Regions from separate parts of the Homo sapiens genome. Here all the other regions are linked to region 4. The links are chromatin contacts, found by Hi-C or POLR2A ChIA-PET in ENCODE. All regions are on one chromosome and are shown on one strand. Each heading gives the region's core, a stretch centred on a gene start or an enhancer-like site at or near the end of the contact. The rest is flanking DNA. Distances are from core to core; before and after follow the strand shown. Region 1 holds the start of SOD2 (superoxide dismutase 2). Region 2 holds the start of SYTL3 (synaptotagmin like 3). Region 3 holds the start of ZBTB2 (zinc finger and BTB domain containing 2). Region 4 holds the start of SCAF8 (SR-related CTD associated factor 8). Region 5 holds the start of DCPH1 (damage control phosphatase 1).

Region 1 (5,176 bases), core at 2,677-5,176, 5.0 Mb after region 4:
CCTTCTCTAGCCACCATACATGAATTAGCAACTCCCTGCCACCCCTCCCAGACCCTTTACTCCTTCTCAATAGGCCCTGTAACTCCTGGCATACTGCATGGGTACCTTGCCAAATAAGTAGGCAAAATAAAATAGTCTTTTCTATGCCTTCAAGAAGCTACAGACTAAATGAACTATTAATATTAGAAAAAAATGGAAATCCTCTTGTTTAATAAATATTTTGTGCATATTATCCACAAGATACCAAGAGAAGCAAAGTAAAGGACACAGAGACCCACTGAGAGCTTTGCTCTCAAGGAGCTTACATTTTGGAAAAAGTTCTCAACTGCTGTTCTGAAAGTGTACGTTAAGAACATATGTCTGGGCCGGGTGCGGTGGCTCACGCCTGTAATCTCAGCACTTTGGGAAGCCGAGGCGGGCAGCTCTCTTCAGGTCAGGATTTCAAGACCGGCCTGGCCAACATGGTGAAACCCTGTCTTCACTAAAAATACAGAAATTAGCCAGGTATGGTGGCGCGTGCCTATAATCCCAGCTACTCAGGAGCATGAGGCAGGAGAATGGCTTGAACCCAGGAGGCAGAGGTTGCAGTGAACCAAGAACACGCCACTGCACTCCAGCCTGGGCGACAGGGCAATACTCCGTCACAGAAAAAAAAAAAGAAAGAGAAAGAAAAAAACATACATACAAGGCCAGGTGAGGTGGCTCACGCCTGTAATCCCAGCACTTTGGGAGGCTGAGATGGGCGGATCACTTGAGGTCAGGAGTTCCAGACCAGCCTGGACGACATGGAAAAACCCTGTCTCTACTAAAAAACCCACAAAAAGTAGCCAGGCGTGGTGGCGTACGCCTGTAATCCCAGCTACTCAGGAGGCTGAGGCAGGAGAATTGCTTGAACCCAGGAGACGGAGGTTGTAGTGAGCCGAGATCACATCACTGCACTCCAACCTGCGGGACAGACTGAGATTCCGTCAAAAAAAAAAAAAAAAAAAAAAGTATGTCTGACTAGGCACGGTGGCTCACACCTGTAATCCCAGCACTCTGGAAGGCCGAGGTGCGTGGATAGGGGAGCCCAGGAATTCAAGAGCAGCCTGGGCAACATAGTGTGACCCCGTCTGTTTTTTTTAGACAGAATTAAAAAAAAAATTTTTAAAAGGAACATACGTAGACAATGCTGCTTTCTGAAACAAGCTCCAGTTGTTTAGCGATTCAGAAAGGAGAGAACCAACTGATATCTGAATACACAGCTAATCTCAAAGGGTTTTTTAAAGACACCAACTTTTTTTTTCCTTTGTTAGGTTTACAAACAGTTTTTTATAGATCTGTGTTTCCCTTATTAAATTTTCTTGAGAGTCACTCTAAAAATAGATGTAACTTTTCTATTGTTTTTTAATAAATCAATAGTAACTGAATTTTTAAAATGGGAAAGATACATGCTTAATGAGAGATAATTTAATAATCTTAACATCTTACAGTTTGCTTACTCATTTTAAAATTAATAAAAATTGAGGGCTTAATATCTGCTTTTAAGAACACTTTTCTGAAATTCAACATTTTATTTGGTTTCAGTTTAGTTTTTGCCTCAAATAATAATAAAAGTCAAATGCTTTTTGTTGAAAAATATTCATATTAGTCAGTTAAATGTGATGAGATTATGACATTGTTTTATCTTTTTTCCCCAAGTTTTCAAACATGAAAATCTTTTTAATAATTTTTAAAATATGTTTAAGTAAAAGAAAGCTCTGCAGGTACTCAATCACTTATAAACAATATAGTACAATACAATAAAAAGCTTTTTTCCAGTGGGTTGTATTACATAAGTAAGGCTCTGATTCCACAAGTAAAGGACTGAAATTAAGTTGTTTTTAAAATACTGAAGAGAAAGGTTCCTGGTGTCAGATGTTGCCTTACAGGAAGTACTTTCACAACTGGGGTATTCCCCAGTCTCTCCCCATTACATGTTTCCCAAATTTGTTATTTCCTAAATCACGGGGCCTTTTCCCGTAATTCAAGGTTCGTCTGTCTCAAGTAAATCTTCCAGAATGTGGTAACTTCCTCCTCTTTTAATCATTTACTTCAAACACAATCAGGCTGAAATACTGCATTTTTCCACTAGATGCCTCCAGTCAACAAGATGTGACTGTCTAAAAATTACTCAACAAATTTCATAACCCCGAAATTCAAAACATTTAAGGAAAAGTAAACATTTTTTACTACGTAGCTTACCAAGCAATACAGAGAGTCTAAAAAACATGACTATCGATTATCTTCCTTGTGCAAACCACTAACGAATAAATTAAAAAGACAATACTATTTTGTAAAAAACGTTAAAACATAACATTCCCATACACACCCCCAAAAGGCACAGACTCAAAAAGTCCACATACCCCTGGTTTTATCAACCGAGCTCTTGAGAAAAAAAAAAAAAGTTAACAACATATATTTTAATTGCATTACAAATATGAGTAAATAGTAAATAAAAACAAGCCTGTTTCAGTTTCCCACTAAAGGGCTATTTTCCTTGTGAACTTTGACCCCTAAGGGAAATCAAGAAAAGTATCAAGTCTAAAGATCCTGAACTGTTCCACAGTTAGGTTACTGCTTTTTTGGTAACGCACACCACAACGGTGTGCCTCCTCCTCTCCCACCTGAAGTCAAGTGGGCTCAGTGAAGTTTCACCTGCAGGGTAGCTGGGGATGCAGGGAGTCTCCAAGTCCTAGGCTGGAGTCCCGACCCCGTTTGCTCTCAGGAAGATGACAAGGACCATGGTTCCTAGCACGGAGTAGTGTCCTCCTGTCTCCCACCTTCAGTGTGACCTGGCAGTAAGACACCACTCCCACTTCTATCAGGAGGTGACCCTGACACTCAGAGACACCTGCGGACCCGATGATGTCTGGCCACCAGTGGACAGGCGCTCTCAGCCCTCCTGCAAACGGCTGGCACACCTACCTGAGAGACCAAACATTTCCCCAAAGCACATTATACAACAAGAACAATTTCAATTTGCAAAAAAAACGAGTGACACAGTAGAGCTTTCTTTTCAGGCCCTACAATTCACCAGTGCTGGCAATATGTGTAACGGAATGTGGCTCACAACAGTAAGGCAAGCTCCTTCGCAGGACCCCAAGTTCCCTGAGATGACAGAAGTGTGTTCAAACCCATCGAGGCACTCCTTCTACAATGAGGTAGACCATGTGTTTAAAAGAGAGACTATCGTGCCTGGAAAACTCGGAACCGGTACAAATACGAAGCGAGTTCTCCTCCACGGAGAGGCCCGTCCGTATGGGGCCTGGCTCCCTGGGGTCGCCTCTGCCGGGGACTGCCTCCCGCCGCTCAGCCTGGAACCTACCCTTGGCCAACGCCTCCTGGTACTTCTCCTCGGTGACGTTCAGGTTGTTCACGTAGGCCGCGTGGTGCTTGCTGTGGTGCAGCTGCATGATCTGCGCGTTGATGTGAGGTTCCAGGGCGCCGTAGTCGTAGGGCAGGTCGGGGAGGCTGTGCTTCTGCCTGGAGCCCAGATACCCCAAAACCGGAGCCAGCTGCCTGCTGGTGCTGAAGACGAGAAAGCACAGCCCGGTCAGTCAGCGCCGCGGGACCGTCTACGCAGGCTGGGCTGCCGAGGAACGGCAGCGCGCGGCGTCCCCCGAGTCCCCGCGTCCCCTCCCTGCGGATCCCCGCTCCAGCCGCCGCGCCGGGCACTCCCGGGAGAACCGCCTGCAGGTGCCCCGGTCCCGCCAGGCCCGGTGCGGCCACTGTCGCCATTGCCGCGGAGGCCCTGCCCGCCGCGAGCCCCTTCGCCCTTGGGGCCGTGACCGGGTCCCCTTTCTTCTCACCCGCACACTGCCCGGCTCAACATGCTGCTAGTGCTGGTGCTACCGCTGATGCCGCCGATCTGCTGAAGCCGCTGCCGAAGCCACCACAGCCACGAGTGCCGCTCCTGCGCCGCCCGCGGGCCTTAAGAAAGCGCGGGGAGCAGGGCCGCGACCCCAGCTGCGCCGCAAGGGCACCGCCGCCCCGCCCCCCCCCCCCGCGGGCCCCGCCCCGCGCCCGCCGCGCCCAACCCCGGGGGTGCCCTGCGTGCCTGTCCCGCCCGCCCGCGCTTGCCGTACACCCCGCGCCCAGGGCACGGGAGAAAGGAGGCTGCAGGCTAGCCTCGGCCTCGGCAACCTCGCTGCCTGTCTGCCGTACTTGAGTGGCGCGCGGCCGAAGGGAGGCGGCCCCTGCCCCCGTGGAGTTGGTACGGCCCGAAGGCCCTGCCTCCGGCTCCGCCCCTGAGGGTGCCGGCGGGGATCTGGCTGCACTAGGCGGCTGCGGCGCCTGCCCCTGAGTTTTGGTTGCGCTGCCGGGGGGCCGCGGGGTCCAGAGGCCTCACTGCAAAAAGACATTCATACCCTCCCAGGGCCCCCGTGGCCGTTCCTAGGGAAGACGGGGCCTAGCTGCTGGTCAGCGCCGCCCAGCCGGCCTATGAGCTGAGGGTAGAGCCAGCGCCCTTCCAACCCGTATTCAGTACTCTTGCGCCGTACCCTTGCTTTGCAAGTAAGCCGACCTTGGGACCTATTCCAGGACAGGAGGCACACAGACTTTGTCCCCACCGGCTGCCTAAGAACAGTTCTTGGACACCCACGACGTGCCCGAGACTGCAGGCAGGATTTGCACACATTTATCTTTATTTTTACCCCTAGGGTTGGTATTATTGATTCTAGTAATAGTGAAATCCTTTGAGGTTAAGCAGCTTCTCCTGGGCACAGTTAACTGAGTCAGGACTAGTTCCCACCTTCCTCACTACTAAGCCCTGGCAGTCATGTTTTGTGTGTTTACAGTAACTCTGTGAACCAACTGTTCAGGATAACATAAAAGGACAACAGAGGATTCTTTCCTGCGCTGTCTTGTAGCCTAGTAAGCTGTTAAGTATCAAGTGCTCTCTCAACAGTTAAACAACAATCCTGAATGGTGTGAATCTTCCATGTGTAGAGGTTAGGAAATCTACACTGCCATTGGCGGGAGTTGCCCCTTTATTGAAAAGAATATGATGGAAGGTAGCAGGTGCTGAACCGTTTCCGTTGCTTCTTGCAACCCCCGTACAGCCCTCCGAAGGATGACTAGGCTTCCGGTAAGTGGAATGGGAAAACAGTCAGGCGAAGAGGAACCACCTGAACTTGGCTTCACAACAGGAAGGGCT
Region 2 (5,750 bases), core at 1,743-4,242, 3.9 Mb after region 4:
TTGGGACAGCCTTTTCAATTTTCCCCACAACCTTTTAGGAACTTCCTAATTTAAATCAATTTCCTGAATGTCTGCTAGGATGGTGCATAATTAATGCATGGATCTTGTTATAACTGCGGATCACCAGCATGCACATAAATCAACAGAAAACATGCAAATGTGCATTTTAAAAATGCTTACATGATTTTAGCTTTTATACATTGGGTACCACTCTCCAATTTTAACTATTAAAGAACATTTGTTAAATGATCGCGATGTATGACATTTTGAGGCTGCCAGTAAACGGATGAGCTGGTCTGTTTATCTTCACAACTATCTGTTCACTTGTTCAATACACATATATGGAGCACTCCCTTTGTGTCAGGCTCTGAGCTGGGGGTTGAGGCTACAAAGTTGACTAAAACATGGCCTTTATGGAATTTTTTCTTTTAAACGGATATATCTGTAAATAGGAGGGTTTGAATTCTCTAGGCTTATGTGATGTTGTAGTGCTTGGAAAAATGCAGTGATGTGGTATTATATTCTGCCCAACTGATGTAGTCTGTAGGGCTAAGGAATTTAAAATCGTTAAGACATTTGGCAGTTCACCAGATGCCATTTCCAGCACCTTCCATCTGCCACGAATGGATGTCCATCAGAAGCATTGGAGCTCAGACACCTTTACTCGTAACTGCTCATGAATCTTTGGCATTCTGCCATATTTTAGAATAATGTTTAGTTTCTATGCAGTAAGTCAGTGGAGTGAATCTTAGGTTTGTTTTTCAATTTGGAGGTTAGTGATAGGTTGGCAGGTTTGCGTGCAATCACCTTTCTTTTCTGGAGTCAAATTTCTTGAATACAGACTGTGGGACTGGAGCTGCCAATACCTTTATTTAGCAAGTGTGGGCCTAATAATCATAGCAATCAATGAACTGTCACATCAATAAATAACATCAATAATATCCAGCAGTGGCTGGGCGCAGTGGCTCACACCTGTAATCCCAGTACTTTGGGAGGCTGAGGTGGGCAGATCACCAGAGGTCGGGAGTTCGAGACTAGCCTGACCAACATGGAGAAACCCTATCTCTACTAAAAATACAAAATTAGCCAGGCATGGTGGTGCATGCTTGTAATCCCAGCTACTTGGGAGGCTGAGGCAGGAGAATCGCTTGAACCCAGGAGGCAGAGATTGCGGTGAGCTGAGATAGCGCCATTGCACTCCAGCCCGGGTAACAAGAGCGAAACTCCGTCTCAAAAAATAAAATAATAGGCCAGGCGTGGTGGCTCACGCCTGTAATCCCAGCACTTTGGGAGGCCGAGGCGGGCGGATCACGAGGTCAGGAGATCGAGACCATCCTGGCTAACACGGTGAAACCCTGTATCTACTAAAAATACAAAAAATTAGCTGGGTGCGGTGGTGGGCGCCTGTAGTCCCAGCTACTCGGGAGGCTGAGGCAGGAGAATAGCGTGAACCCGGGAGGCGGAGCTTGCAGTGAGCCGAGATCGCGCCACTGCAGTCCCGACTGGGTGAAAGAGCGAGACTCGGTCTCAAAAAAAAAAAAAAAAAAATAATAATAATAATAATATCCAGCAGTGTTGTTCTGCTATAATCTGCAGCCCTTCATAGTCCAAATGCCATCCTGTGGATTTTCCATTTTTTCCTTTCTTCCCCTGTGCCAAGAAGTGTGTTACTATGAGATCATGCTGAGTCAAAATAATAGTAACAGAAGAAGACGATGAGGACGAGGGTGCTGTTGAAACACTCATGGCTGAGGAATTTAATGTTGTAAAGGAAAAGAAACTCTGGCTGACACATATCTAAAGTGAGAGTCCTGTGCTGAGAAAAGCTAAAGAGATTAGCTAAGAAGTGCCTATATTTAGATCTGCTATTGAGCTGGGAAGCGGAGGCACAGTTGTGCTGAAATACCTCTGTACCCCATGAAACAGTGGCTGCTCTGAGCTTCTTGGGTCCCTCTTCCTCTCAATCCTGGTGACTGCAGCCCCTTCCCTGGGACCTCATCCCCAAGATCCAATAACTAAAGGATAACTCGTGGTATAGCAGGGCCTCCGCTGGCATTTGTTCCAATGGGTAAATATTCATGCTATAGTAGTTATTAAATAGTTTGGTGCTCAGTTCTGTGTTTGTGAAAACACTACACACTACATCAGCAGAATAGGCTAGGTTAGCTGCAGAAACAAATGGCCCTACACTCTCAGTGGTTGATGACAGCAAACATTTATTTGCCACTCACACTCCATGACCATCAAGGATCTTCCATGGCTCTGCTTCATGTCTTCTCCATGCTGAGACGAGGTTGCTGGAGCAGCCTGTGTCTGGAGTCATCAAGGGAAAGAGAAGGGAAAGAGAATGAATGGTGGCCCCAGTACTGGCTCGGTAGGTGCCAAGCCTACGTGGCACGTGGCACCTTTGCACACACTTCATTGTCTTATTGCTCTCCAGAGCAAGTCCTTGGCCATGCCTGAGTTAGCAGGGCAGGGACACTTCACGGTGCTGAGTAATACTACCTAGTACACGCACAGCATTTTGAAGGTTCCCCTTGGTGATTTCATTACAATCTTCATCGCTCTTGGCCTGGCTGTCCCCCTTTCTTGTAAATTATTCTTGAGTTAATAGCTGTTCTTTGAGATGTGGTTAGTCATTTACACTGAAGTCAATGTGAAACCCTTCACAAATGTGAGAACATTTGAATATTTGAAGGCTGTAGTCTCTGTAGGGAGTTTCCTTAGGAAGGGTGAAACATTTCACCAGCATCAGCCTGGTCTTTCCTCCAGCTAAAAATGTAAAATGTTGGCATAGAAGAGCTCCTTGATGTGGTTTTGGGGTGGCTTTGCTCCCTGGGTCCCTAGTGATGTGGGAGTAGCCACCGAGGCATGTAAGGCTGGCCACACAGGGTGCACTGCGTCAGCCTGTGCCCGACAGGAAGGGAAGAGAAATACGTCAGTTACTCTAACAAGAAGAATTGACTTCCTTCTCTGCAGAGCCGGCTCTGGTCTCTTCTCTTGAAGCAGATGCGAAGGTAGGATGAGAAGGCATGGCTGGCCGTTGCAGCAGGTCGTTTTAGGAGTGGGGGAGTGGGGTGGGTAGAGATTATAGTTATTGTAACTTTTCTTAAATTTATGACATTGAAAAGGTAGGAAACAAAACATAATAAATTAGATAAAAGATATCTTGTAATTTTATTGAATAACATACATTTAACATTTGAGATAATAATGATTTAAGTGATATGGTGGAAGTGACTTCAGAGTTAATTAAAAACCAAAACAAAACAGAAAAACACTATCCAAAAGCTATATGGTGTGATTTTTTTTTTTAAAGGGTAGAGTGTCATTTGCTTTCTTCTTTGGTTTGCAAATTCTTATACTTACAGTTTATTACTATTTTGCTCTCTCTGAATCGACTTTATTGTTTTGATCATCCGTAATTTCTCGTTTGGAGGTGGAACATAAATATCATTTTGGAATTATAAAAAAGTTAGCTAGGGTCTAATTTAAATTTCTTTTAATTAAGCTTCCTTAATCTCTAAATTGCTTGGTAAGAAAGAGACTATGAGAGGAAAGTGCACATTAGATATTAAAGATTTATTAAATTAGAATTGGGCTGGGTGCGGTGGCTCACGCCTGTAATCCCAGTACTTTGGGAGGCCAAGGTGGGTAGATCCCTTGAGATCAGGAATTTGAGACCAGCCTGGCCAACATGATGAAACCCCATCTCTAAAAAAAAAAAAAAAATACAAAAATTAGCTGGGTGTGGTGGCAGGCACCTGTAATCCCAGCTGCCCAGGAGGCTGAGGCACGAGAATCACTTGAACCTGGGAGGCGGAGGTGGCAGTGAGCCAAGATCCTGCCACTGCAATCCAGCCTGGGCAACAGAGTAAGACTCCGTCTCAAAAAAAGAAAAAAAGAAATTAGAATTGGTGTAGAAAAGATTATTTAGCCAAGATAGTTGGAGATTCTAACTTAGCTGCTTTGCCTAAATGAAGCATAAGGTTTTGGAGTTAAACAGACCCAGTTTAGAGTGTGAGTTTAGGTAAGTTACTTAATCACTCCAAGACTCACTCTCCTCATCTGTAGAATGGGTACATTTACTTCATAATGTGGCAATAAGGATTAGTAGAGATAATGTATGCAAAGTACTTAAACTATCTGGTTCAGAGTAAGAGCTAAATAAATAGTAGCTGTTGGCACAACAGAAAGCATAACAACAATTGTGAGTAGTACCTAGAAGGATATAATAATATTAATTCTCGGCCGGGTGTGATGGCTCACGCCTGTCATCTCAGCACTTTGGGAGGCCTAGGCGGATGGATCATGAGGTCAAGAGATCGAGATCATCCTGGCCAACATGGTGAAACTCTACTAAAAAATACAAAAAAATTAGCTGGGTGTGGTGGCGGGCGCCTGTAGTCCCAGCTACTCAGGAGGCTGAGGCAGGGGAATTGCTTGAACCCGGGAGGTGGAGGTTGCAGTGAGCTGAGATCGCGCCACTGCACTCCAGCCTGGTGACAGAGCGAGACTCCATCTCAAATAAATAAATAAATAAATAAATAATAATATTAATTCTCATTTCTTTGCTCTTCCATACAAAGAGGTCAAGTTTAAAGTATGAATGCCATGGCTTCCTATTTCAGTCATGAATTCCTATTTCTGATTCTAAAGTAATATTTTTTGTTGTTTTTGGGTGGTAAAAGGCTCCCCGAATGAGAAAGAATACTCGGAATCAGCGGTGAATTGCAGTGATCTTTCAGAGAAAGCGCCTGTTCAACTTTGTCCTCTCTCAGGTAGGCTTCAAGTTTTATAGATTCAAGCCCACGTGTGAGTCTTCTAATGTTTTATTTATTTATTTATTTATTTTTATGTATTTTTATTTTTTTTTATTTATTTGAGATGGAGTCTCACTCTGTTGCCCAGGCTGGAGTGCAATGGCACGATCTCGGTTCACTGCAACCCCTGCCTCCCAGGTTCAAGTGATTCTCCTGCCTCAGCCTCCCCGGTAGCTAGGATTACAGGTGCCTGCCACCATGCCCAGATAATTTTTGTATTTTTAGTATAGATGAGGTTTCACCAGGTTGGCTAGGCTGGTCTCAAACTCCTGACCTCAGGTGATCCACCCACCTCGGCCTCCCAAAGTGTTGGGATTACAGGTGTGAGCCACCGAGCCCAGCCTGTTTATTTATTTACTTATTTTATTATTATTATTTTTTGAGACAGAGTCTCACTCTGTTGCCCAGGCTAGAGTGCAGTGGCTGCAATTTCAGCTCACTGCAAGCTCTGCCTCCCGGGTTAACACCATTCTCCTGCCTCAGCCTCCGAAGTAGCTGGGACTATAGGCACCTGCCGCCACACCTGGCTAATTTTTTTGTATTTTTAGTGGAGACAGGGTTTTAACATGTTGGCCAGGATGGTCTCCATCTCCTGACTTCATGATCCACCTGCCTCGTCCTCCCAAAGTGCTGGGATTACAAGCGTGAGCCACCACGCCCGGCCTTATTTATTTTTTTGAGACAGAGTCTCGCTCTGTCACCCAGGCTGGAGTGCAATGGCGCGATCTCAGCTCACTGCAACCTCCACCTCCCAGGTTCAAACAATTCTGTCTCAGCTTCCCGAGTAGCTGGGATTACAGGTGCCCACCACCATGCCCGGCTAATTTTTGTATTTTTAGTAAAGACAGGGTTTCACCATGTTGGCCAGGCTGGTCTCAAAACTCCTGACCTCGTGATCCACCCACCTCAGCTTCCCAAAGTGCTGGG
Region 3 (5,549 bases), core at 1,542-4,041, 3.3 Mb before region 4:
CACCGTGGCAGCTTTTATTCTATAACTTAAAACATGATTAGCGTTTATTCTCTGCTGCTAGTGGTAGAGATTGCTCAGCATCAACGTATTTACATCCCCTTTGAAGAGAAGCTTTAAAACTGGCAAGTATGCACTGGGACTGTAGGACAAAGTTTTAGGGGCGTAGACTACACTCCACTGTAGTGTAGACTGCTCCTCCACTGTTGACCATCAGTGGCACCGGCGTATCACTTCTTGTACTTACGATGGCTTCAATAACTGGACAATTCTTTGTCTAGCAAACAAACCACAAGTTTATTAAATGAGAAATGCCCAGTTTAAAAGGATGTCCTATTAGTGGTAAATTACTATGCCTTTAAAAACTGCCTTCTTGTCCAGGAGCGGTGGCTCACCCCTGTAATCCCAGCACTTTGGGAGGCCAAGGCGGGAGGATCACTTGAGCCCAGAAGTTCAAGACCGTCTCGGGCAACATAGCGAGATCCCTGCCTCTTACTAAAAGGAAAAAAGAAAAAAGAAAAAAATGACCTTTTAACAGTTTGAAAACATCCTGGATACACAACAAGATCATTCAAAATGCAGTGGAATTTACCTTACCAATTTATAATTTTGGTTTGTGATAAATCAGTCAAATGAGAATTAAAATGGCACAGTCCCAATTCTCTATTAAACGTTCAGGGTACTCCCACACTAAAACGCTAGTGGTGTGTACAACTCGCCCTGGTGCTCCAACGGGGTTGGCATAGATGGATGATTTACATTAGCAAGGACAGGGCAGCGCGTTTAAGCAAACCCAGAGACCCCCTGGAGTTCTGATAATTCTGACCTTCTTTATGCTTTATTTTACTAAAACAATACCCTGATAAAATGAATAGAATCAAGGCTCACAAACTCAGTGGACCCATTGTATGATGAAAGAGCTAATGAACAATGCAGCTGGGGGAGGCGGGGAGCGAGAGCCGGGTTATATCCCCAAGGCATAATTAGGAGTTCACGTATTCGGGTGGAAGTTCCTGCAGTAAAAGGCGTAGCTGCAGCTTCTCCCGGCCCAGGCACTCGCCTGCTCTGCTACCCTCGCTTCTTTATTGCCTCTTTTACTACCAGCTAAAAGCGGCAAAACCCAGCTTCCTTTGCAGCTTCTGGCTAAAAAGTTCTCTCTTGCGGCTTTGTTTAAACAAGAAGGGTTTAGAGGTTTCGCTACACCGAGAAAACGACGCCGGCCCCGGGAAGCAGCCTCCCCGCCTTGGAGTCCGGTTGGGGCGTGAGGGCCGCGCGGGTCCCACGCCCCAAGGCTAAGCAGCCGAAAGCACAGCGCGCTCGGGGCCAAACCGGGCTGTATCGCAGGCGCAGATGGCGCGTCGGGCGGAAGCTGGAGGCCGCCGGCTCAACACGCTCCGTACCCGGGACTGGGGCCCGGCCTGCAGCCTCAGCGAGCAGGCGACAAGGGCGGCGCCACAGAGGCCGACGCGTCCCCCGCCCGCCTGAGCGCGCCGCAACAGCCACCTCGTCCCACCCGCCCCGGGGCGGGGCCGGGGGCGCGGCGCCGGGGCCCTCTGGCCCCCTCCGGTCTCGCCGGCCCCGCCCCCTCCCTGTCCCCGTCCCCGAGGGGCTGAGGGGGAGGGAGGGGCGACGCACTCCGGCCGCGTTGCACGCTCGCCGCTTCCCTCAGTCCCGCGTGCGCGCGCGCGCTCGCCCCAAGTCCCGCGGAGTTTAACACAATGCCGACGCCTACGCCGTGCGCAACGCCCCGGCCGGCGCAACAGCCCCGGCGCCGGGGGCGGGGGTGGCCCAGACAGGGAGAGAGGGAGAGGGATGAGCGCGCGCGAGAGCCGGAGACAGCGCGAGACCCGAGGAGGCCGGAAGCGCGCGTGCGCGCCCCCGCCCGCGAGCGGGAGGCGGAGCCGCAGCAGTAGCGGCAGCAGCTGTAGGAGCCGCTGCAGCTGGGAGAAGCGCCAGAGAGGCCGGGCCTGCTCCGGTCGGACCGGATCCCTCCCCTCCCCCTCCCTCCTCCCTCCCCTCCCCCAAACCCACTTCCGCAGCTCGCGGCCTTGCCGCCGAAGCAGCAGCGGCGGCAGCAGCAGGAGGCGGCGGCGAGGCGTCGGAAGGATTACGCACCTGACGGGCCCGCCTCTGAGGGCTCCAGCGCGGGACGCTCACCGGCCGCCGCCGCCCAGGGCGCACTTCGCGGTGGCGGCGGGAAGGGAGGGACCGGCCACGGGGAACCGAACGCGAATCGCCCCCCTCCCCTTCCTCCCTCCCACCCTCCCTCCGATCCGCCGCCCGCCCTCTCGGCTTCCGTCCCCTCCCCCTCCCACAAAACCCCGGATGGAGGCGCCGCCGACTCGCCGCCGCCTGGCTCCGGGGGATGGTTTTGTCAAGCGGCCAGAGCCCCGGCGCCAGGCGCAGCCGCCGCCGCCCCCGCGAGGCGCCCCTGCCCTCGCTTCCCAGAACCGGGTCCCCGAGTGGCCCGGGCCTTCCGCCTGCCTGCACCCGTAGCCCTGGTACGAGGGTCATTCGTCGTCTTTGTTGCCACCGCCTCTGCCGGAACCGTTTGCGAGCTCCGGTGGCCCCCGCCCCCCCACCGCCTTCCCGGACCCTGGGCTGGGGGTGGCACGTGGGCACCGGCCCCGGGAGGCGGAGGCGGTGCGCGCTTACCTGTCGCCGGTGCTGCTGCGGCGGGGGGTGTGGAGGAGGCGCCTCTGGGCAGCCTCGGCCGTGCTGTCCTCCCCGCCGCCGCCGCCTCTGCCTCTCGCTGCTGCTGCTGCTGCTGCCGCCGCGGTCGGTGTCTCCGGCGCGGCGGCGGCGGCGGCGGCGGGGCTTTTCCTGTCCGGTTACGTTAAGGTCACATGACCGAGAGAGCGGAGAGACTAGTGCAAAGAGGCTGCGAGCGGCTCCCGCCGGGGGGGAGAGGCGGCGAGAGAGCAGTGGCGGCAAGAGCCCCCTCCGCCCCCCCCCCAGCCGCTCCCCTCCCCCCGCCCGCCTCCGCCTCCTGCTGCTCTGCCGCCGCCGCCGCCGCCTGCAGCACTCCACTGCCGCTCCCACCCAGGCTCCGCGCTCTGCTCCAGCCAAACTTCTGCAGACCATGTGCAGCCGAGGCGAGGAAACTTCTCTCCACCTATTGGGGCTGGAGGCCTGAGTCACAAGCCCCTTGTTTACATAAAGTGTTTAGGTAGCACAAGTCCTTGAGATGCTCGGGGTAGAGATGGAGAGCCACTGCTCGTATCCTTCTGCCGGCTTCTGCTTGAGATCTCTTGGCCTTTACCCTTGTCCCTTGACTTTTCGTGTTTGTTTTAATCTTTAAGACTTGAAATGGAGTGGCCTTTAGAACCGGGGAGATACTGTAAACCAGCAGTATCTTTGTGTCACCAATGGTAACTGAAAGTCATGCTGAAGTACAGATTCCTGTAGCGTGCACAGAGGCAGAGGTGCTTCCTTTACCTTGCAGATGAGTTGAGCGGCGTAAGATGTTTCTGTTAGGGTTGAATTTCATGGTTATTTCAGCAACGATTTTCGTTTTTGAAGTTTTGGCCCCCCCAAAAATGAAAGTCTGCAACGCATGTTTGTTAAGAGAACAGTTTATTCTCCTGTTAGGTTTTGGTCTTTGAGGTATGGATTCCAGAGTTGGCTATTCTGTTAGATTTAGAGGTGTGGAAAATCTTTTAACGGGGAGATCCTGAAACACGGAAACATGGCAGGGAAGTTAGAATTTCCTGATGGTCATTTTTAACATTTTAAAGTTTACTTTTTGGTTGTTGCCATTTTTCTAGAATCCGTGTCTTTTTTGGGGAAATACAGTCCTTTGAGGACTAGAATTTAATGATTTCTTTACACATCTAGGATTTTTTGAGATTTAGAAAGGATATGGCTTTATTCCTAAGGAAGTGGAGGCAGCAGTTTCTAGGATACTCTGGTTTCAAGGCATGCTAACTTGGTTGTGATGTCTAACCCATTTTGGTTTACACAGTCTGACCACTAGCACAATGCCTGGCACATAGTTTACAAATCATTTAAGGCAAGCTTACCATCTTAAGACAATTTAATACATAGAAGTGTCCCTCCTAAAAATCTGAGTTTGATTTAGAAATCCAGTTATACCTGCAGGTACTGATGACTAATTCCTTCTTTGAAGACAAAATAAGCAGCTGTGTAGCTTCAGTGGCTCTCAAATGGATAATAGATTCAGTGTATACTCGCTTTGAACTTTCCTGTTTTTTGATCAGCTAGATAAATGACTTTAGTGGGTAAATGTCTGCCTCCAAAACCAAATTCTGACCCTGATCTAAGTATTCTACTGCACCGCTGTCACTGGAATATCAAAGTTGGCCTTCAGACTGGTGCCTGGTTCCTTGGATTGGCTTGAGTATTGAGGTCTGTCTCATCTTACTAGGGAACTAAAATGATGTTGATTGTTTTGTAGAGAATTGTAATTAGAGATCTGTAGGTTCTTAATTCTTTTGGAATTCCATTCTGAAAATTTTCAACCTTATGGTGTTGGTGGAGTGCTCATGTGAAGAGTGAAACTGACTTAAGAATAAAAGAAAAAGTGGGCAAAACTAATGCTAAACTTGAGACCATTGGGCAGAAATTTGCCTGTGTGTGTAGAGTAATTGGTCTTGAGTCAAAGTAACTATGCTTATTTTTAACATCACTGAATATTTTCTAGCGTTACACTCTATATAGGCTTGTAGAAATAAACCCAGGGGTAAGCCCAGAAATTGAATATCAGTCCTAAAGAAAGCCTATCAAGAGCATCCTATTCTCTTTAAGAGCTGCTATTCGAATTTAGGACTGGGCTGGTTTGCTGCTCATTCTCTCGAGGCATAGGCAGCCACACTTGAATTTTGCCAAGTATGCAGATAATTCCAACTTGTAGTCAGGATCATCAGGTAATAGCATTATAAGGGGAGCTGTACAGACTGTATACTTTCTACAGTTTGTTGAAATAGAAACATTTATATGGATACATACATCTGCAAAGGTTAGGGAGAAAACGGTAGCCCTGGCAGAGAAGAGCTAGTTAGTGTATTTCAGGATAGGGCCAAGGGAAGCTGTCATTTCTCTACTAAGTCTCATTGTGGAAAAGCCACAAATGTCCCTAGTACAGTAATAAGGAAAAAAAGGCTGAGCGTGGTGGCTCACACCTGTAGTCCCAGGACTTTCGGAAGGATTGCTTGAGCCCAGGAGTTGCAGATCGGCCAGGACAATGTAAGAAAACCCCATGTATTAGAAAAAAAGAATTAGCCAGGCGTGATGGTGTGGGTCTATAGTCTCAGCTTGGGAGGCTGAGGTGGCAGGATCGCATATAGCCCAGGAGTTCGAGGCTGCAGTGAGCCATGATCGCATCACTGCACCCTAGTCTGGGCAACAGAGTCTCTAAAAAGGAAAAAAAAAAAAAAAGTTAAATCGCTGTTTAATTATGTGCCAATTTATTTTGGTATTTTGAGAATCTGGTAAATTAGGAATTCAAAAATAGTTTTAACACTTTTTACTTCAAAGAAAATCACAGTGCAAGCAATCTGAGTGGATTCATCAAAAGTTATACATGAATATTC
Region 4 (5,970 bases), core at 1,989-4,488:
AAGCAGATAAGCAGAGATTACATTGCCTCTTAGGTTTTCTATTTTGGTTCAAGTCCCTCCCTTGGACTCAGCTACATTTCTGACTTTTGGTTACATGAGAAAAACCTGTACTGTAATAATGAATTATTATTTTATGCTTAAACTAGCTCAAATTGGCTGGTTATACTGGCAATCAGAATCCTAGCGTACATACATACACACACACACACAGACACACACACACGGGTACTGTTTTCACACTCTGTATGTAGTTGTGTATAAATTTTGTATATAGTCATTGCACTGGAACCCCAGGCTCCCCTCTAACCCTTCTCTTGCTTTATCGCCTTCTTATATTAAGATTGTGTTTAGGCTGGGCGAGGTGGCTCATGCCTGTAATCCCAGCACTTTGGGAGGCCGAGGAGGGTGAATCACTGGAGGTCAGGAGTTTGAGATCAGCCTGGCCAACATGGTGAAACCCCGTCTCTACTAAAAATACAAAAATTAGCCGAACGTGGCGTCGGTTGCCTGTAGTCCTAGCTACTTGGGAGGTTAAGGCAGGAGAATCGCTTGAACCCGGAAGGCGGAGGTTGCGGTGAGCCGAGATCGCGTCATTGCACTCCAGCCTGGGCGACAAGAGCAAAACTCAGTCTCAAAAAATAAATAAATAAAAAATAAAAGCCGGGCGCGGCTATAATCCCAGCACTTTGGGAGGCCAAGGCAAGCGGATCACAAGGTCAGGAGATCAAGACCATCCTGGCCAACATGGTGAAACCCCATCTCTACTAAAAATACAAAAATTAGCTGGGTGTGGTGGCACGTGCCTGTAATCCCCGCTACTCAGGAGGCTGAGGCACGAGAATCGCTTGAACCCAGAAGGTGGAGGTTGCAGTGAGCCGAGATCGTGCCACTGCACTCCAGCCTGGCTACAGAGCGAGACTCCGTCCAGCCCCGCCCCAACACCCCGCAAAAAAAAAGATTGTGTTTAGGCTGCTCTCTGTATCTTCCCCCTCTGCTTACCCTGATCAAACTATGCCCTCTGTTACCATTCTGAATGCGGAAGCTTTATTAAATCAAATTGTGAAGCATGTTAACCACTGATTTTATCCTTTAGCTTGTATTGCATTTTAATTTCTCAGGCCTAAGTAATTCCATCAACACTCATTTCATGTATGACCTAATAAATAATCCCTCACAGGCCAAAGCAGCGCCTTTTTTTTCCGTTCTTTTCTTTTTTGTTTCTCTTTTTGAGACAGAGCTTCACTCTTGTTGCCCCGGCTGGAGTGCAGTCACGCGATCTCGGCACGCTGCAACCTCCGCCTCCCGGGTTCAAGCGAATCTCCTGCCTCGGCCTCCCGAGTAGCTGGGACTACAAGGGCGTGCCACCACGCCTGGCTACTTTTTTTGTATTTTTAGTACAGACGGGATTTCACCATGTTGGCCAGGCTGGTCTCGAACTCCTAACCTCAGGTGATCCACCCGCCTCGGTCTCCCAAAGTGCTCGGATTACAGGCGAGAGCCACCACACCCGGCCTCAAAGCAGTGACTTCTGATTGTGAGAACCTGGCATGCACAGAACTGAGTGCAGTACTTTCTCAAGCCACAGTAAATGCTCCTTTAGATGGAGTGATTAGGGGACCTCTTTCAGGAAGATTGAAGGAGGAGGAGTCAGCTATGGAAAGGACAAGAGCAACAGCACCCTGTGTGAAGAGACACAATTGTCCTACCTATGAAAACACTGCTTCTTGTCAAGTAACAGAAAGGCCAGTGTGGCAGGAGGAGAGTCAGGGAGCAAGGGAAGGTGGTGTGAGCTGCGGCAGGCTGGGCTGGGCCTTCAGGCCATGGTGAGAAGTTATGATGGTATCAAATGGGCAATGAGAAAGTATTTAAGGGATTTAAGTAAGGGAGTGACCTGATCTGATTTATCTAAGAAAAACATCCCTCGGCTACTGTCTGGAAATGAACTGTAGGAAGACAAGCAAGGGACCAGTTAGGAGGCTACTGCAAGTGTCAGTAAAAGATCATGGCTAGGCCTGAAGATGGGAGACGGTGGAGAAATCTGTGACAGAATTTGAGATTTTGAAAGTAAATATAAAAGCACTTGGTGAGTTATCCCTGTTACCTTCTCAGTAGCCAGGCCCTATACTAAAGCTGCCAATGAAGTAGAATGAAGGCTCTGAAACCTCAAGAAGGGCCTTACTTTCCCAGTTTCACGGGGCTCTGCGCACAGCTCTTAGGAACTACCTTGATTCCAAAACTCTCCAAAAGTACGATCCTGCCCTTATGTTCCTCTCTCCCTTTGAGTGAATTTGGGAATGATTGTTGAAAAATGACTTTCAACAAGAGGACAGCAGTGTTCGGGGTTCCACGATACATCCCTATCTTTTAACATCGATAAGTATTTTTAAATTGGTACCTTATTTTGCGCTGCACGAGAGAGAAGGCTTTTTACTAGCAGCATCTCCTAATCCATCTAAGAAATACTGTATTTACCTTTACTCCAAGTATCCTAGGGCAAAATTCCTTTAGAACAATTCATCTTCCGAAACAGACGGGTTCCCTTTTCACCTATTCAAGTGTTGTGCATTCTAGGGTCCCCTTCCCGCCTTGCAGACAAATGCGCTCATTGTGCCACTCCAGTCCCTGGATCCTATGCAGCGGGCATTTCCTGCAAGGAGCTGCTGCATGCCTGTTTCCCTCGCCGCCTGCCCCAACCCGAATCCAAGGCTTTGGTTTCTAATGTTCCCTCCCTGTGCAGTTAAAACAATTGAGTTCAGTTACTAAATAGATGACCAGGAACTTTTTCTTGGCGAAGGCTGCGGATGTTTAGGGCACTGTCCAGTAAAGTTGTGAAAAGCAACTAAACCCTGCCGCTTGTGCAAAAGGACCAATCCACCGGGAAACAAGGGAAACGCGCACATTTCCTCAACTTGCCGCTTCTTGGGCACGTTTAGGCTCTTATTAGAGCCGCGCTTTGGAGTTGCCTCCTCCTGCTGTACAAACCCGCCGCGGCGTTCCCCCGGATGCCGCAGCGCTCACTCCCGCGTCCGCGGGGCGCGGGGAGGGGGCGAGGCGCGGGCGGCCCCGGAGCCAAGGCGAGGGCAGCGGAGCCCAGCCGGGCCTACGGGCGGCGACGCTCTGGCCCCAGCGCGCTCGATGGTTTCCGCGCGGCCGCCGGGGCTCGCACGGTCCAGTCGCCAGGGGGCGCGCTAGCCGGCGCCGCGGATCCCCGAACTGCGCGGCCCGACTCGAGTCCGCCATATTGGATGCCGCAGCCGCTGCTGCCAGCGCTTCCTCCTCTGTCTTCGCCGAGCGGGGCTGGTTCCTGCGGCCCGAGCGGCGGGGAGGTGAAACAGGAGCCCGTCGGAGGAAGGGGCAGAAGGGAGTGGAGAGTGTAGGGGAAGGGGCTAGAGGGAGGGGGACCGAAACGGAGCGGGGCAGAGAAGAGAAGGCGCCGCGGCCCAGCCCCTCCCCCGCCCGCCGCCGACCCGCCCCGGCAGCGCCTCTGTTCCCTAGAACGGCGCTCCCCCCGCCCTAGCGGCCATGCCGGTGCCGCTCTGCCGCTGAGGGAGCCCTTCCCCGCCAGCGCGTGCCCTTCCACTCCGCCCCGAGGTCGCAGCGGCCCGCTCTCCCGCCAGCGCCCCCTCCTCGCGGCCACGCAGCAGCCCGCGTCTCGCTCTCCCCACCCAGTGCAGTGGCCGCCGCCTCTTCCGCCGCCGGGCTCGGGGCCTCCGCAGCGACAACATGGAGGCCGTGAAGACCTTCAATAGCGAGGTTGGTATGGCAGCCGGGTTCCCCTGCTCCTGCCCGCACCGCCCCCACCCCTGGTCGAGGCCGGGGCCCGGAGGGTGGGCGCGGGCCTGCGGGTTTTTTAAGGGTGGGGTGAGCGGTGGCCTAGCAGTGCCCGTGGGGGAGGGGTGTTTCTCCTCTGGGTGCCCCTCCCCCGGGTCCGGGAGGAGGGTTGGGGGAGGGCCGCCCTGGGGCGGAGGGAGGTTCTGGCGTCTCCGGCGTCCTATGGAATGGCTGCGAGCTCGGAGGGAAAGACCCGGTTGGGCCCTCACCCGGAGACTCCCGACAGGTCCCTCGAGGTCAGTTCCGCCGAGGCCTGGCCCGCCCACCTCCTTCCTGGGCCTTTGAGGATTTAAGTGGACGCTGGACATGACTCTCCAGACCTTCCCGGGTCCTCACTGAGGCTAACACCGATTGGGGGCGGTGGGGGAAATGAACCTACGGGGTGTTGATCTGTGGTCACGTTACACGTAGTGTTTATAATTGAGGCATTGTTGACTAGGTAATTTGCCAGCTAGGGACTTGAGCTAATTGGATGGTTGGTAGGCAGGCAAAGGTTATTCTGCAATATCTTTTATTTTTACTCGCTCCTCTTCTAATCCATCACGACATAAAGACAAATGGTAGGGAGAGATCTGTGCATCGAGAGATGGAAGATTATGGGGGAAACATTTCTCGCTGGTTCATTCACGTGTCAAACAAGATTTTAAAAAGCAGATTCCATTTTCACTGTGTAGTTGAATTTACTAGTCTGGAAGAAGACAGGTTTTGATGTATTCAATTTCTTTTTAAACTCCGACTTCAATAGGCCTTAATGTAAACATCAAACATAGCAAGTACACATCTGCACAGTCAGCATTAGTATCCCTACCCGTACGCCTTGGAAAGTGTAATTATGGCCGGGAACAGTGGCTCAGGCCTGTAATCCCAGCACTTTGGGAGGCCGAGGCGGGCCAATCACGAGGTCAGGAGTTCAAGACCAGCCTGGCCAACGTGGTGAAACCCTGTCTCTACTAAAAATACAAAAAATTAGCTGGGCGTAGTGGCAGGCACCTGTAATCCCAGCTACTTAGGAGGCTGAGGCAGGAGAATCGCTTGAACCTGGGAAGCGGAGGTTGCAGTGAGCCGAGATCTGCGCCACTGCAATCCAGCCCAGTGACAGAGTGAGACTCTGTCTACAAAAAAAAAAAAAAGAAAAAGAAAAAGTGTAATTATGCTGGTAACTAAATTAGCATAAATTTTATGAACTCTTAAAGTGCCAATACTTTATTCGATACTATGATTGTTAAAGAGTATCTTTAATATTTACCTCTTAAAATACGAGGCTTTTTGCTGTGACGGCCCAAATAGGACAGTACTTTTAAATGCCGTTGCATAGTTTTATCTTGTTTTAATTTCTTTAAAAAGAAAAACAGTATTTGGGAATCTTAGCTAAGAGGCTAAACGGTAGATAATATTTGGGCTATTTTCAATAGCAGTGATACATAACTTTTTTTGGAAAGCATTTTCTTTTTTAATACTACATTTTTTATTTTTAACATTGATAAATTAGAGCAATAGACTTGGGAATCTTCTTTTTTTTTTTTTTTTGAGACAGAGTTTCGCTCTTGTTACCCAGGCTGGAGTGTCACCATCTCAGCTCACTGTAGCCTCCACCTCCCGGTTTCAAGCGATTCTTCTGCCTCAGTGTCCCGAGTAGCTGGGATTACAGGCGCACATCACCACGCCCCGCTAATTTTTGTATTTTTAGTAGAGATGGGGTTTCACCATGTTGGCCAGGCTGTTCTCAAACTCCTGACCTCAAGTGATCCACCCGCCTTGGCCTCCCAAAGTGCTGAGATTATGGGCGTGTGCCACTGCGCCTGGTGTTTCATTTTTTTTCATAGCTATCTTTCTTTTTTTGAGGAGTGTCATTCTGTCACCCAGGCTGGAGTGCAGTGGTGTGATCTTGGCTCACTGCATCCTTTGCCTCCCGGGCCCAAGGGGTCCTCCTCTCACCTCAGCCCCCCAAGTAGGTGAGATTACAGGCCAGTGTCACCATGCCCGTCATTTTTATTTTTTATAGAGAGGAGGTCTTGTTATGTTGCCCAGGCTGTTCTTGAACTCCTGGGCCCAAGCGGTCCTTTCACCTTGGCATCCCAAGTGCTGGGATGACAGATGTGAGCCACCACGCCTGGGGGATTTCGTTTTGTTTTGTTTTTT
Region 5 (5,241 bases), core at 942-3,441, 3.3 Mb before region 4:
GTGAGGAGCGCCTCTGCCCGGCCGCCCCATCTGAGAAGTGAGGAGACCCTCCGCCCGGCAGCCACCCCATCCGGGAGGGAGGTGGGGGTCAGCCCCCGCCAGGCCAGCCACCCCATCCGGGAGGGAGGTGGGGGTCAGCCCCCCGCCCGGCCAGCCACCCCGTCTGGGAGGGAGGTGGGGGGGCCAGCCCCCGTCCGGGAGGAAGGTGGGGTGTCAGCCCCCCGCCCGGCCAGCCGCCCCGTCCGGGAGGGAGGTGGGGGGTCAGCCCCCCGCCCGGCCAGCCGCCCCGTCCGGGAGGGAGGTGGGGGGGTCAGCCCCCCGCCCGGCCAGCCGCCCCGTCCGGGAGGTGAGGGGCGCCTCTGCCCGGCCGCCCCTACTGGGATGTGAGGAGCCCCTCTGCCCGGCCACCACCCCGTCTGGGAGGTGTACTCAACAGCTCATTGAGAACGGGACGGGATGACAATGGCGGTTTTGTGTAATAGAAAGGGGGGAAAGGGGGGGAAAAGATTGAGAAATCGGATGGTTGCCGTGTCTGTGTAGAAAGAAGTAGACATGGGAGACTTTTCATTTTGTTCCATACTAAGAAAAATTCTTCTGCCTTGGGATCCTGCTAATCGGTGACCTTACCCCCAACCCTGTGCTCTCTGAAACATGTGCTGTGTCCACTCAGAGTTGAATGGATTAAGGGCGGTGCAAGATGTGCTTTGTTAAACAGATGCTTGAAGGCAGCGTGCTGGTTAAGAGTCATCACCACTCCCTAATCTCAAGTACCCAGGGACACAAACACTGCGGAAGGCCGCAGGGTCCTCTGCCTAGGAAAACCAGAGACCTTTGTGCACTTGTTTATCTGCTGACCTTCCCTCCACTATTGTCCTATGACCCTGCCAAATCCCCCTCTGCGAGAAACACCCAAGAATGATCAATAAAAAAAAAAAAAAAAAAAAACACAACCAGCATCCATTCTCTTATCTTCCTCCACTTTGCATTTCTCCATTGTTTAACATCACTTGCACACCTTTAATTTTTAGTTTATTAATTCATACTGCAAACGAACTCAGTTCTTATCATGTGCCAGGTATTGTCCTAGTTGCTGACAATACAGCTGAAAATAAAATAGACAAAAATCCTATCTTTTGAATCTTTTGAACCTTGCATTGGGAGTGACAGACAAAACGAGGTAAATCAGTAAAATACGTGAGACACAAAGCTAAAGGAAAAAAATAAGAGGAAAGGGCAGATTTTTGTGTCTTCCTTCCAGAATGGAAGCTCCCTGAGGATACGGATTTGTGTTTTTTCCTATTATATCTCCTGACAATAGCGCCCAGCACATAGTAGGCATTCGATCGAATTTTTAAAATGAAATACAAGGCAGTTACTCAGTTCCCGGGCACATTTCAACTTTTAGAGAACAATTACACCAATTAAGAAAATCGATTACAGCTAGGCTACGATTCGAGAGCTAAGTGGCGCTCATCTTTGGGAGTATGCCGTTCAATTCCTCAAACTCAAAATTATTTTATCGATTTCTACAGTTACCGCGGTGCACTGGCTCAAAAAAAGGGTTCATTAATTGAGTGCTTTTTACTCCCAGCTAAGCTGACCAAAGATCACGGTAAGAGGCAAAGGGTCACAGCCGCACTGGCGTAACCCGTAACTGTACACGTTCCGGGCGGCCAGGAGCCAGGGCGCAGACCTCCAAGCCGGACCACTCGAGCTGCTAAAGAAAAGGCAATACACTAACCTCTCCGCCGGAAGAGAAGAAGGAAGCGCCAGGGACGCACGCTTCCTCGGCAGGACTGCAGGGAAAGAGCCGCACCCCCAGCCTCTCACTACTGCAGCCAACCCATCTCCTGGAAGGGCGCTCCCGCCCACCCCCGCTACTGCGCAGCCGCACTGAACTCTGGTCCCACTTAGCGGGAGAAACTCGGGCCACGTGACTGTCTGACCACGTGAGCCGCGTCGCCGCGACCTCTTCCGCTCCCTAGGCCCTGGGACCTCCCGGTCCCTTGCCTGCTTCCGGCTTTCGCTCGCTTCCATATCCGCTCCTCTAGTCGCCCTCCGCTGGCCCCGCCTTCGTCCCCGGAAGATTGGGTCTTCTGGCGAGCCACTGTTTGCCGTTTGATCGGGCACCAAATAAAGTTTCTTTATTCAAAAGCACTTTTTTTTTAAAGCCACACCACCCCCATTCTCAGCTCCTCCTTCGCGGCGGTACCGCCTCTGTTTCTGCGGCGATTGAACAGCCGAGCTTTGCGGCCGGGATCGCGGAAAGTGATGGCTGTCGTCCCGGCGTCTCTCTCAGGACAGGACGTGGGGTTAGTCTAGCTTTTCTCCTCCCCACTTTTGCGGAAAGCCGGGCCTCGCCGGGAGCCTGTGGGGACTAAGCGGAGGGCGCCCGCTCCCCGGTGGGCTGCGTTCGAGTCCCGCCGCCGGGCGCGGCTTTCCGGGGCGCCTTTGCGGGTTTCGCGGACTGGCTCGGAGGCGAAGGGAGGCGGCCCCGGGGAGGGAGCCTGCCCGCGGCGGCTGCTCGTAAGGATCAGGACAGGGGTCAGCTTCGCGGTCTGTTCCTGGCGGTCACTTTTTATTTATTCACTTTAATAGACGCGCTTTGGGGGCGTTAAAATTCTGCGTAAGAGTTGGGGATCTCAGCGCTATTAAGAAACGGGTTTCTCCCTGTTGTTGATCAAATCGTAATCTCACAGTAAGAACTGTCTAGTTTTTTGCTTTATAGTCGTCACGCTACTGATTCTTGGGTAAAGTTGTGGGTGACCGTGCAAATAACATCCATTTGCATAAATCGAATGGCCAAATTTATATTTGAAATTTGTCCTTACTTCAAAATATTGCAAAAGACGAGAACACTTTGAAGAAAATAAACCTGGGCAGAAAGTAGGTTGAGGCCAACAAAGTGGCGCCAATGGCCCCAAATTGAGGCAGTCACTGTTTCAGGTCATGCAAGTATAGAGAGTATCTCCTTCAATTTTGCGCCCTAGGGCTTCTGGCCTCACTCCAGTCCTGGCCAGAGACTTTGTTCCAGAGGTGCAGGAAATGTAGTAGTTAGGAAAACAGTAATACTTTCCAATTAAAGTAAAATCTCAAAAAAGGACTTACTATACCTACTGCCTGGGAAAATTCAAGTGACAGTTGATTTAATGTTCCTGCTCACCCTCTGAGGTATTAGTGATTTCTTTTATTAATGATTTTTAAAAATTAAATTCTGATCAACGTAGTTATTATGCGCATTAAAACCTAATCACTGTTTTGGGTGGTACTGAAAGCACCACAGAGTCGGAAAGTGTGTGCAGTTTTTTTCTTAAAGTTCTATAGCTATCATTTGAGGAAACCTTTTGAAGAAATACCCAAGTTACAATCTAGTAATTTAACAATTGTCTCCTGTGATCTGGAGATAAAAACACTAGTCAGCTAAGCTCTGTGCTCTATATTTAAAACTGCACAGAATTTCTCCACCAAATAAAGCTTTTTTTCTACCTGTATCATGTATTTCCTTAGAATGATATAAAATGATAATCTGTAAATCTTGGGTTTTGTATGAATAAAATCAAGAATATCTTTAATTTTTTAATGCAGGTATAAGTTTTTCTTCATCTCCAGCTTGCTTCATTCTTGAACACTTCTATAAAATCTCTGATTTTTTGAGTGGGAAGAGACAGTAGCACGCCTTCATTTGCTTAGGGGCAGAATAGGATGGAAGGAGTCCATTGTGCAGATAGAGAAGGCAGAGAAGGGGAAAATTTTTGAAAATAATTAAAATTGACTTAGAAAATAGACAGAATGGAGAGAAACAGGCTTAAAAGTACCTTTAATTCTTTATGTTGTTCAAGCACATTAGACCCTTTAGGTGGTTTTAGATGCATTGCTTCATTCATCTTTCTAAGCAGGTGACTTAGCAGATAGTAGACCTGGGACAAGAGCCTGTTTGATTTCTAAGCTAATCCATTCCCTATCCTATCACTTTGCTAAGCGAGTTTCTGATTTAGGAAAATAAAAGCAATAGAATAGGAAAGATAAGAATGATTAAACAGACTCCATGGGAGAATCTGGGATTAGAGGCACCAAGACAGTTTGGCTTCCATGACATACCAGCGAATTTTCCAGGTTTTCTTATGTCTTAATATAGTAATCATACAATACTTGTCTATCTTTTAATAGTTGTATGAGGAGTTTAATATACATGAAGTGTTCCAGAAACTAAAAGATAGCCAGTCTTCTAGTATTGATGCTGCTAAGTTATATATTGCATGTGACTCTTTTCTAGATCATTTGCATATCTTACAATTAAAGACAGAATACCACAGATCTTAACTAAGGTTATTGATACATTGCATCGACATAAAAGTGAATTTTTTGAGAAACACGGAGAGGTAAGAATTGTTTTAACTTTTAATTTTTTGTTAATTTCTCAACAGAAACATAATAAATAGTTCTTGAAGGTATCAATTTTCCTTTAAATGTAAAAATCAATAGATGGGCCAAGTATTTATTTGTTTTTAAGGTAATACATTGAAATGAAGATAGAACAGCCAATCTTCAATTTAGAAAATGATTGTGTTCCAATAATTAATTCTGTCAGTTATTTAGACTTCAGAATGTATTTTCTAATATATGCAATGTTGTAATTGGTGACTGGGCAACAGACTTGCAATTGACTTAGTCAAGTGACTAAGCAATTGAGTTGCTTAGAAGAGCTTTTTAAATTTCAAGTTTAATTTGAGTTGCAGTATTTATATTACTAATTTGAGATCTTGAGTCCTGGAAGTTCAAGCTGCTATGCAAAGCTCAGTGATATGAATTATAATTGATTGACACATTGTACTGATTCAAGTTGGGACTCATTAGCATTCAGTGCAGAATAGGACTTTAGAAATCACTTTGTCCATTCAATTAATGGATGAGGAAAAATCCAAATAACTATGTTATTGAAGGGGTGGGTTGCCCCTCCACACCTGTGGGTGTTTCTCGTAAGGTGGAACGAGAGACTTGGAAAAGAAAAAGACACAGAGACAAAGTATAGAGAAAGAAATAAGGGGACCTGGGGAACCAGCGTTCAGCATATGGAGGATCCCGCCAGCCTCTGAGTTCCCTTAGTATTTATTGATCATTCGTGGGTGTTTCTCCGAGAGAGGGATGTGTCAGGGTCACAAGACAATTGTGGGGAGAGGGTCAGCAGACAAACACGTGAACAAAGGTCTTTGCATCATAGACAATGTAAAGGATTAAGTGCTG

What was found. Hi-C counts contacts between places; a loop is a spot of excess contacts on that map. ChIA-PET counts read pairs that join two places held with the same protein, here RNA polymerase II (POLR2A). Pooled maps may share reads with other maps.
Region 1: a map of naive thymus-derived CD4-positive, alpha-beta T cell shows a loop between it and region 4 (10-fold over the local background). The contact joins the promoter of SOD2 here to the promoter of SCAF8 in region 4. A Hi-C loop is called at or near these places in 1 of 168 maps with a recorded cell type or tissue (naive thymus-derived CD4-positive, alpha-beta T cell) and 7 of 50 pooled maps. POLR2A ChIA-PET finds 5 or more read pairs at or near these places in 1 of 52 experiments (naive thymus-derived CD8-positive, alpha-beta T cell).
Region 2: a map of naive thymus-derived CD4-positive, alpha-beta T cell shows a loop between it and region 4 (7-fold over the local background). The contact joins the promoter of SYTL3 here to the promoter of SCAF8 in region 4. A Hi-C loop is called at or near these places in 1 of 168 maps with a recorded cell type or tissue (naive thymus-derived CD4-positive, alpha-beta T cell) and 7 of 50 pooled maps. POLR2A ChIA-PET finds 5 or more read pairs at or near these places in 1 of 52 experiments (activated CD4-positive, alpha-beta T cell).
Region 3: a loop to region 4 is called in a map of naive thymus-derived CD4-positive, alpha-beta T cell, with 23 times the contacts of the local background. The contact joins the promoter of ZBTB2 here to the promoter of SCAF8 in region 4. A Hi-C loop is called at or near these places in 1 of 168 maps with a recorded cell type or tissue (naive thymus-derived CD4-positive, alpha-beta T cell), 2 of 37 single-sample maps with no recorded cell type and 12 of 50 pooled maps. POLR2A ChIA-PET finds 5 or more read pairs at or near these places in 2 of 52 experiments (OCI-LY7 and naive thymus-derived CD4-positive, alpha-beta T cell).
Region 5: a loop to region 4 is called in a map of CD8-positive, alpha-beta T cell, with 12 times the contacts of the local background. The contact joins the promoter of DCPH1 here to the promoter of SCAF8 in region 4. A Hi-C loop is called at or near these places in 2 of 168 maps with a recorded cell type or tissue (CD4-positive, alpha-beta T cell and CD8-positive, alpha-beta T cell), 1 of 37 single-sample maps with no recorded cell type and 8 of 50 pooled maps.

Annotation. Positions count from the first base shown.
Region 1 is chr6:159,689,315-159,694,490 of GRCh38, forward strand. SOD2 (superoxide dismutase 2) reads right to left here and starts at 3,927. Exons shown (of 5, transcript NM_000636.4): 1 at 3,831-3,927; 2 at 3,347-3,549. The coding sequence starts at 3,853. RefSeq lists an enhancer at 3,170-3,239 and silencers at 3,610-3,789, 3,990-4,279, 4,960-5,129.
Region 2 is chr6:158,647,062-158,652,811 of GRCh38, forward strand. It overlaps SYTL3 (synaptotagmin like 3), which reads left to right and starts at 2,993. Exons shown (of 18, transcript NM_001242394.2): 1 at 2,993-3,017; 2 at 4,692-4,781.
Region 3 is chr6:151,388,768-151,394,316 of GRCh38, forward strand. It overlaps ZBTB2 (zinc finger and BTB domain containing 2), which reads right to left and starts at 2,792. Exons shown (of 3, transcript NM_020861.3): 1 at 2,653-2,792. LOC124901232 (translation initiation factor IF-2-like) reads left to right here. Exons shown (of 3, transcript XM_047419613.1): 2 at 1,187-1,705; 3 at 1,938-5,549. The coding sequence ends at 2,837. RefSeq lists silencers at 1,354-2,283, 2,364-2,753, 2,764-2,823 and an enhancer at 2,805-3,677.
Region 4 is chr6:154,730,178-154,736,147 of GRCh38, forward strand. It overlaps SCAF8 (SR-related CTD associated factor 8), which reads left to right and starts at 3,239. Exons shown (of 20, transcript NM_014892.5): 1 at 3,239-3,753. The coding sequence starts at 3,724. RefSeq lists silencers at 2,872-3,111, 3,142-3,261, 3,412-4,011 and an enhancer at 3,272-3,775.
Region 5 is chr6:151,450,275-151,455,515 of GRCh38, forward strand. DCPH1 (damage control phosphatase 1) reads left to right here and starts at 2,192. Exons shown (of 5, transcript NM_024573.3): 1 at 2,192-2,312; 2 at 4,274-4,379. The coding sequence starts at 2,272. It overlaps RMND1 (required for meiotic nuclear division 1 homolog), which reads right to left and starts at 1,852. Exons shown (of 12, transcript NM_017909.4): 1 at 1,742-1,852. RefSeq lists enhancers at 1,580-1,629, 1,820-2,269, 5,128-5,241 and a silencer at 2,430-2,549.